2 separate regions of the Homo sapiens genome follow, and region 1 is linked to region 2. The links are chromatin loops, found by intact Hi-C in ENCODE. Cell type or tissue: chondrocyte. All regions are shown on one strand.

The links. Hi-C counts contacts between places; a loop is a spot of excess contacts. Peaks named below come from ENCODE experiments on the same cell type or tissue, not always from the same donor. Only the 100,000 strongest peaks of a DNase experiment are listed, where the experiment ranks them.
Region 1: a loop joins it to region 2, with 4 times the contacts of the local background. A loop is called at or near these places in 3 of 110 quality-filtered maps.

The regions. Positions count from the first base shown.
Region 1 is chr4:149,978,181-149,983,180 of GRCh38, forward strand. No RefSeq gene overlaps it. Among named protein-coding and RNA genes, the nearest start is that of DCLK2, 98 kb to the right of the region's middle. In chondrocyte, a CTCF peak has its summit at 2,856 (motif pointing right); no DNase peak of the experiment used is centred here.
Region 2 is chr4:150,580,104-150,585,103 of GRCh38, forward strand. All of the region lies in intron 40 of LRBA (LPS responsive beige-like anchor protein), which reads right to left. It overlaps MAB21L2 (mab-21 like 2), which reads left to right and starts at 2,048. Exons shown (of 1, transcript NM_006439.5): 1 at 2,048-4,590. The coding sequence starts at 2,927. The coding sequence ends at 4,006. LRBA-AS1 (LRBA antisense RNA 1) reads left to right here. Exons shown (of 2, transcript NR_149035.1): 2 at 1-1,131. In chondrocyte, a CTCF peak has its summit at 2,183; DNase peaks (open chromatin) are centred at 3,398, 3,558 and 3,708.

The DNA of each region.
Region 1 (5,000 bases), 600 kb before region 2:
GTCAGCACTCACACAGTGGAATACAATGTAGCCTTTAAAAAAGAATAAAAATATATTTATAAAGATACTCAGGATGCACTTAAAATGTTGTAAAATAGTTTGCATAGTGAGTTTTTAAAAGACCTGCTTTTATATGCATCAAAATGTCAAGGGTAAACCACACATCTACAACCATCCGATCTTCAACAAACCTGACAAAAACAAGCAATGGGGAAAGGATTCCCTATTTAATAAATGATTTTGAGAAAACTGGCTAGCCATATGCAAAAAACAGAAACTGGACCCCTTCCTTACACTTTATACAAAAATTAAGTCAAGATGGATTAAAGGCTTTAATCTAAAACCTAAAACCATAAAAACCCTAAAAGAAAACCTAAGCAACACCATTCAGGACACAGGCATGGGCAAGGACTTCATGACTAGAACACCGAAAGCAATTGCAACAAAAGTGAAAATTGACTAATGGTATCTAATTAAACTAAAGAGCTTTTGCACAGCAAAAGAAACTATCATCAGAGTGAACAGGCAACCTACAGAATGGGAGAAAATTTTTGCAATCTATCCATCTGACAAAGGGCTAATATCCAGAATCTATAAGGAACTTAAACAAATTTACAAGAAAAAAACAACCCCATCAAAAAGTGGGCAAAGGATATGAACAGACACTTCTCAAAAGAAGACATTTATGCAACCAACAAACATATGAAAAAAAGCTCATCATCTCTGGTCATTAGAGAAATGCAAATCAAAACCACAGTGAGATACCACCTCATGCCAGTTAGAATGGCGATCATTAAAAAGTCAGGAAACAACAGATGCTGGAGAGGATGTGGAGAAATAGGAACACTTTTACAATGTTGGTGAGAGTGTAGTTCAACCATTGTGGATGACAGTATGGCAATTCCTCAAGAATCTAGAACCAGAAATACCATTTGACCCAGCAATCCCATTACTGGTATATACCCAAAGGATTATAAATCATTATTCTATAAAGACACATGCACACATGTGTTTACTGCAACACTATTTACAATAGCAAAGACTTGGAACCAACCCATATGCTCATCAATGATAGACTGGATAAAGAAAATGTGGCACATATACACCATGGAATACTATGCAGCCATATAAAGGAATGAGCTCACGTCCTTTGCCAGGACATGGATGAAGCTGGAAGTCATCATTCTCAAGAAACTAACACAGGAACAGAAAACCAACCACCACATGTTTTCACTCATAAGTGGGAGGTGAACAATGAGAACACCTGGACACAGGGAGGGGAACATCACACACCGGGGCCTGTCAGGGGGTAGGGGACAAGGGAAGGAAGAGCATTAGGACAAATACCTAATGTATGTGGAGCTTAAAACCTAGATGATGATTTGATAGGTGCAGTAAACCACCATGGCACATGTATACCTATGTAACAAAACTGCATGTTCTGCACATGTATCCTAGAACTTAAAATTTTTTTAAAAGTCAAGGTTATGCAAGAAATTGTTACAGAGGTTATCTCAACTGAGCTAGACTGGATATGAAAGGGGCTTTTCCTTCTCATTTTACATCTTTCTATTTGGGAAAAAATTAGAAGATGGAAACAAAAAAAATCTAGGTAGCAAAAATAGACGAATGATTGTAATTTTTATCACATTGCTTATTCAAGTGGGTTAGAAGTTGAGAAAAGAGAGACCACACAGAGACAGACATACACACACATTTGCAAATATATGAACTGCATGTTTTTGCTTTATTTAACCAAAGACACTAAACTTAAACTAAGCAGCAAGAATGGTTTCTAAGAACAGGGCAGATGCAGCATATCTTCAATCTTTTCCTGGCCCCTTGCTTCCCTAACAGGAATCACAGGCTGGTAACTCATTTCCCTGGCAGAGTTCTGGTAGGCCTGAGAAATGGTTAAATTCTTCCTAAGTGTCAGTTGTGGTTAAATTCTTCCTAAGTTGTGTTATACTCACACTTACATCACTATTCTTAAACAACTTATACAAATAATCATGTATTTCTATTTTTTAAAAGTTTAACAAATATTAGGATCTACTAGTTCTTGAACCAAATTCAGTAAGGTCCTATCTTTATCCAGCAGAAGAATGTGAAGTCAGCACCAGATGTCACCAAATAGTAAATCAGCCTCCAGCTTCCCAGTGTCTCGGAAAGTGGTTTTCTCATACTCTTATGAAAAGATCTGCTGAAAGTAAGCACAGAAAAAGTGACAACAGAAAGTAGAAAATATCTGCATATATCCTCTGCTCGTGTGCCTTCTCAGTTTGAAACCAAATGGTTCCATAAGCGTACCTTATTTGAGACTCTGACCTAGGATGGCCAGCTCATCTTCGTTTGCCCAGGACTTTCCCCGTTTTAGCACCAAAAATCCCACATCCTGGGAAGCCCCTCAGTCTCTGGAGAACCGGAACAGGGGTTTCCAGACGTGAGCCTGAATTCTGTTGTGCTATACACCCAAACCTGATTCTCACCTCCCAGAAATATTTCTGCTTCTTTCATTTTGCTTCTTCCTTCACTCCCACAATGTTTCATTCAAAAGAGAAGTTAATTGTCAAGAGGAAAATATCAGCATGAGAAAATCATTCTTATTTTTTTCTGCTCCTTCAGCCCCTCCTGTTTCCAAGGGCCTATTAGTAAACATGAATTTAAAAAACAGTCTGACTGCAAAATAAAATGCACATGGGAACTTCTTACATCACAGAACTTAGAATTCAAATAATTGTTTTTCTGTGAATCTGAGAATATTAACAGAAGGCATCAGGAAGAATATTTACAAAGTGACAAGGTAATTGCATTCAGTCCTGAAGACACAGTTGTATTTACCGCTCACTTTCGCCAGATGGCAGACATGAGCGCTACTTCGCTTCTGCCTTACTGAGATTCTGAATTGAGTTAGATTTTTCTCAGTTCGAAGTCATAAATCAGAAATGTCCTCAGAGTGACCTATGGATGTAAATTACCAGAATTTATCATCTGCTGTTACATATGTGGGATCTTTCCTGATGTCCTGTCTCACAGAGTCATTTATTAAGTGTGTTCAAAAGGAACTTTTTCCTGTGAGGCCCCGCAATGTGGTCACTGCAGTGGAAAGCCTGTTTCCCATGCTTAATGACATACCCCTCTCTGGGGAAGGGACAAAGATGTAGAACACTTGCAGAAGTATTAGGAGGCACAAAAGGAAGGAGCTGGGTAATATATTCCATGTCTTAACATCTATAACAACCTCTAAAATGAATGTATAAATTGAAAGACACAAATATAGCATCTGAAGAAGTTCCAACCTTTCTTGACTGTCTAAATCATCAATATTGAGTAATATCGACCTGTATCTGTCCTTGAAACAAATTTCTAAGGTTGTTTCTTCTGTTTGTTCTATTGTATTATAAAATTGTAGTGGGCCGTGACTTAGTCACACTACACTAAGATAGGCACAGAACATATAGTGTCTTTATTTTTCTCTTATCTAGGGATTTTCCTTGTGGATACAGGAAAACTTTAAACCTGCTGAGAAATACCAGCCAGTCACTTCTCATTAAGCAGTCTGTTTCCAGTTTGCTAAAGCTCTTTTCAGGTAAAAGCTCAGTCTTTCAGAATTTCCTCCCCTGCCCCTTCTCCTCCCTAAAGTGGCCTCTTGAGATGGGGGGAAGAAAACTTGGCCCTTCCTGGAGACCTTGGGGCATTCTCCAGGTCCTTGCTGGCCTCAAGGGAAGTGTGTATATTATGAACCTGGTCAGACTTACCCTGCTGACATCCACAGCTGACATCCATTCTCTCTTCATCTCCTCGGAGTCCTGAGGGCCTTCCTACTGGTTTCACAACACCAGCCCCAGATTTTTCCTCAGCTGAACATTACCCCTGAGATCAGGCTTTGATTCCCAGTACAAATGGTCCTCCCAGCACCCTTTGGTTTCAACATCATTTTACCCCCATTGCATCTACGACCTTGGTAAGATTCCCAGCCTTCCTCACCCTCCCCGAGACAAGCAGAGACATCGAGATGCCTTTTGCCCCATGTCAAGGAGGTCAAGGAGTCTCCAAGGAGGGGCCAAACTCAGGCTCTTCCTCTGCTTAACCAAGTTACACCCTGAATTTCACCGTGGGGTGGCTGCTCTGCTCTTGGAGTGCCAAATGCAAAAGGAGACAAAAACCTCTTTGTGTTTGGCCTTTGCCTTCGATCTCTGTAGTGTCTACACACACTTGCACACATACACACACACACACACACAAAACCACCCTGGGATGTTTGCAGGGAAGCCATGATATGCTTGGATCTGACCATTTCCCTGCCTCCTTCCTTCCTTCCCTCTCCTCCTAGTCTGACCACCATATATAAAGGCACAGGCTTTCTACTTCCTCTTCCTCCCTACCTTGCACTTCCTAGTATCATCTTCACTTCTTCCAGGGGCATTACACTCACTGCTCAGCTATTAGAGCCAATCATGACTTTAGGACTACTTTATTCAACTAGAGCTGACTCTTGATACCAAAAGTTGGGTCTTGGGGCTTTCTAAATCCCATCTCTCTCCAAAAAGCCCAACTTTCAAGACCCTCCCCCACTCCACCTAAAACAGTGAGGAAATATACTGTTACCTCTTTGTTCTGTATAGTATGACATTTTTCTTACCTGGAACAGTAAGCCTCATAGTTTAGCCTCGACTAGAAGTTAAAGGTTAAAAAGGAATAAGATTTAAGGGACAAATGGATACAATCATTTTCAGGTATTTAAAGTATTATTCATTATAGAAACTAAGAACTCCATATGCAAAGAGTTTAAAATAGGACTGGGCACATAAGCACAGCTGTAATCATTATCAATATTTTTACTGAACGTAAAGCAAAGGCAGGCCTGTATGCCAGAGATAAGGAGGGAGAGAGTACATTGCCATGTTGGGACTGATTATGCTGAAAACCTTCTATTATGAAATAAATACTACCTTTTGAATTTCCATTTGCAAAAATCTTGGGGATATAGAAAGTGTGAG
Region 2 (5,000 bases):
ATCCTTAGGCGGCGAGGCGTTCCGGGACGCACGCGGCCTCCCCGGAGAAGGCTGGAGGTCAAGCAGCCCAAGTCTCTGCCACTCCAGAGAAGTTAACTAAAGCTCTGGAGTCCAAGAGTCGCGCGGACACTTAATTCTGACTCTTCTTCCTAATCGCGGGAAGACAAACCCTAAGCAACAAATCCGAGATAGTTTTTTTTTAAGCAAATATTCCTTAGAAAGGGACTTATGGCAACGAGAGAGGAAGGGTGACAAACTGCCTGTGGTCCGCACCAGGTATGTAAGAAAGAACCAAGAGGCCCAATTGTCTGATACCAAGTAGATAGAAAGAAATTAACTTCCCTATGCAATTCAATTCAGGTTCACCCGGCCGGACTTTAAGAGGGTAAGTCAAGCCCTCCCAAGGGGTTTTGAAAAAGCCGAACTACCAGGTTTCTAAAACGAAGTCTTCACCCAAATGGACGCATAGATTTTTATTTTTATCGCATAACCCAGGGCTGGAATATAACCTCCCAAATCAAACTAAAAATAATCACATCTACCTGAAATACGTTAAAAAGATTCAGAATCCAGACATCTTAGGTTCATACATAAACCCTCAGTATCAAGCAAATCAGAAACAATGTTCTAGCTTTTTTTTTCACCCAAAAGTATGGAAAGGCTACAGTGGGTACAACTCGTTTAGGATAATACATATACTAAAAGCACATGCATGCCTTTCATTGAAATGCCTAGGGAGGAGTGAAGCCATCTGTGTAATCAATAACAGGATAGTTATAGATTTTTGTGGCAGTGAAGTCTTTTAAAAGCAAGAGTCAATTATGAAAATAAAATCATTTTACAAATGAAACTCTGTACCTGTACCCCCTAAGAATACATTCACAATTAGATTTACAACAGTAAGATTTTAAGAAAACTTTAGGTTTACATTTACTTGCCTTGTTTTTCATTAAGTTTGAAGCAATTTTAGTAGCTTATTTTAAAAGTATATCCTACTAAGTTCTACGACATGTAAGTTTGCACCATTTCTCACAACTTAGATATTTTCTCTCTCGTAACTAGTTAATTCTTGTAACGATAAAATAATGGTATTAAATACATGTGAATCTTAATTATGAAATAATTATCAAACAAGGTGCTTGGACTAGTTTTTGCCCTGCCCTGTTTTTAAACAGCATATCGAAATTACTAAAAAGAGATTTATAAACCCTCACCTTATATCCACTCCAACCCTCACTGGTGCACATATACAGCAACTGCTCTGATTCTTGGCAACAATGGGAGGGGAGGGGAAGAGAAAGGAGGATGACTTTAAAGGAGGAAAAAACCTGGAAAAATTAGGTCCTTTCCCAGATTCCCCTTTCGCTTCCCATTTGCCTTCAAGCCAAAGTAATTTTGTTACAGTTTGCACCTTCTACTACACAATGTTGATAGAATCATTTAAAAAAAAAAAAAGTGAACCTTTCTGAACCATTGCTACTCTCCCTCGCGTTATTCCAGCCATCTCCAGGAGAGTCCCTTCTATATAAACTCTTTTTCTTCTTTGCTACTGATAAGAGAGGAGGATAAAGAGGAACGGCTGTAAAATGTGTGCAAGCATTTGACTCCCATTATCTCCTCCTATTTTCTTACTTCTCTCTTTACCCTGTTTCTTTATCAAGTGCAGTGGTGGCTGCTACCGTTCGCCAAGCGTGCCTGTCTTCTCTCTCGGATTGGCTAAAGCACTGACAGCTCGGATAGCGATTGTAGGAACTGAAGCTCCACCCCCTCATGATGGCCCTGGGACCATTCATAAACTAAATAACTCCAGGAAACAGCGAGGGAGAGAGAGAAAGAAAGAGAGAGGGAGAGAGAGAGACAGAGAGAGTTAGAGGAAAGAAGAGAGAGCGAGCACGAGGAAGGGGGGCGGGGGAGAGAAGCAGGGGGAGAGCGGGGCGAGAAAGAGGTCGGAGGGGAGAGGAGGGGGAGAGACGACTCAGAAAGTGGAATCTGTAAAAGCAAGCTAGAGGAGAAGAAGGAAAACCCTGAATCGTTATAACTACACCCCAGATGCAACGCAAGCAACGACTTCGTCACACTAAAACGGATTTTGTGAGGGCCAAAAGTATAAATTACGAAGCAGAAATGATTATCAAACAACTTCCAGCGGTTTGCACCTAAAGAAACACAAGGAGAACCCACTACAAACAAACAAACCCAGTCCAAACAACGCCTCCAGTAGGAAAAGAGGAAAACTGCGATAACACGACCCCCCGAGAAGAGACGAGACCAACACGCTGAGACTGTGGGGCGTCAGCAAACCTCCAAGTGCACGGCGGACTGAGTTGTACTTCGCAGCTCTCTGGACATTAATTACCTCCTGCACCTTCCATTTGGGGGAGGGTGAGGAAGAAGGCACTCACCTACACTGAGCGAAGAAGTCCTATCAGCGTGGAAGAGAAGTTTAAGAATGAACCACTGAATGTTTCGCTTTTATTTTTAAATTTACTTTGGCACTTAAAAAACCTCATTTCCAGATTTCTGGACAATCTCGGCTGCAGACATCTAAGCCTAACCTTTTGGTATCCTGAGTTTTTTCCCTCTCCTTCTCCTTCCTCACGCCCACCCCGCTTCTCTCGCACACGGTCATCTTTACATATCAAGAGAAAGCAAAAAGGTTCCAAGAGGTACTTTTCTTTTTAGAAAATCACCTTTTCTCCCCTAATTCTTCTGCAGAAGAAAAGAGGTTTCGAAAGAGGGAAAAGGAAAAAACAAGCCGGCTACGGTATCAGCCGGTCAGCCCAGGTGGAAAACGAGAGTGAAAGTAGGGCTTAACGGGGAGCGCACCGCCTCTTTCGAAAGCCGCTGGGCCACCACCAGTGCGTGAGCCTTGGATCCCTCAACGTATTGCGAGACGCCGGTGTATAGCCCGGACCTGTGCCCCAACATGATCGCCGCTCAGGCCAAGCTGGTTTACCAGCTCAATAAGTACTACACTGAGCGCTGTCAGGCGCGCAAGGCGGCCATCGCCAAAACCATCCGAGAGGTCTGTAAGGTGGTCTCGGACGTGCTCAAGGAAGTGGAGGTGCAGGAGCCTCGCTTCATCAGCTCCTTGAGCGAGATCGATGCCCGCTACGAGGGGCTCGAGGTCATTTCGCCCACCGAATTTGAGGTGGTGCTCTACCTAAACCAGATGGGCGTCTTCAACTTCGTGGACGACGGCTCGCTGCCCGGCTGCGCAGTGCTCAAACTGAGCGATGGGCGGAAGCGGAGCATGTCTCTCTGGGTCGAGTTCATCACGGCGTCGGGCTATCTCTCAGCGCGTAAGATCCGCTCGCGTTTCCAGACGCTGGTGGCCCAGGCGGTGGACAAGTGCAGCTATCGGGATGTGGTCAAGATGATCGCGGACACCAGCGAGGTCAAGTTGCGCATCAGGGAGCGCTATGTGGTGCAAATCACTCCGGCGTTCAAGTGCACCGGGATCTGGCCTCGCAGCGCGGCACAGTGGCCTATGCCCCACATCCCTTGGCCCGGCCCCAATCGGGTGGCCGAGGTCAAGGCCGAAGGGTTCAACTTGCTCTCGAAGGAGTGCTACTCGCTGACCGGCAAGCAGAGCTCGGCAGAGAGCGACGCCTGGGTGCTACAGTTCGGGGAGGCGGAGAACCGCCTGCTGATGGGCGGCTGCCGAAACAAGTGCCTCTCAGTGCTGAAGACTCTGCGGGACCGCCACCTGGAGCTACCCGGCCAGCCGCTCAACAACTACCACATGAAGACGCTGCTGCTGTACGAGTGCGAGAAACACCCACGAGAAACGGACTGGGACGAGTCGTGCCTGGGCGACCGGCTCAACGGCATCCTGCTGCAGCTCATCTCCTGCCTGCAGTGCCGCCGCTGCCCTCACTACTTTCTGCCCAACCTCGACCTCTTTCAGGGCAAGCCCCATTCGGCCCTGGAGAGCGCTGCCAAGCAGACCTGGAGGTTGGCCAGGGAAATTCTCACCAATCCCAAAAGCCTGGACAAACTATAGGGTGCTGGGGACTGCTTGAAAAGCGACACAAACGGGCGTGCTCTCTCAGACACACAACTCTGCTATAAACAGCAGAAACTCTGGACACAAACTTTTATGTAAGTCACCTGAAATAGGAATCCGGCAGAAGACCTTCATTAATTAAGAAGCAAACAAAAAGAGAGCAACCCAACCAAAACAAATCACATTCTTGCACAAAAGTGATCGTTTTCTTCCAAACAATGTGAATTTAAAAGGTCACACAAAAGAAGCAATCGGGCTCCGCCACCACAAAATGAAACCCAAGGTACATTTTCAAATCAATGTATAGTAGTTCCCCCCCCTTTTCCTTCTTTCCCCCTATCCTTTTTCTCTCCACCCCATCCCCCCCCCCATTTCGTTTTGCTTTTGGTTGCCTGAATGTTGTCACCAAGTGAAAAAATTATTTAACTATATGTAAAATTTCTCTTTTAAAAAAAAGTTTTACTGATGTTAAACGTTCTCAGTGCCAATGTCAGACTGTGCTCCTCCCTCTCCTGAACCTCTACCCTCACCCTGAGCTGTCTTGTTGAAAACAGTAATAAAAACATTACTTTACATTGTAATTGACTGTTTGTGGATTGTTCTTAAGTGAAGGCAGGTGAGATCACAGTTTATAATTTCCAATGTAAAGATGTGACGAGGAATCAAATGCAAGAAGCTTCCACTTGAACTGATTTGCAAAATTTTAAATACAGTACATTTTGTAGAATTGACTGTATAAGTTCCGACCCAAATCCTTAGAAAATAGAAAACACTAATTTTACTCAACTATAATATATATTTGTTCTGTAGATGTTAAGATTAAAAGTAACATCTACTTCACGCTTGGGAAAAAAGTATGAAAGAAAATATTTTGATCCTAATTTTTAAAATAGAAAAAACTTTTTCACATTAAAAATTAAGAGATGTGCTTTCTTATGCCATAATTTCAAAAAATCCAATCTGAATCCGATATACAAAGGAAATATTTATG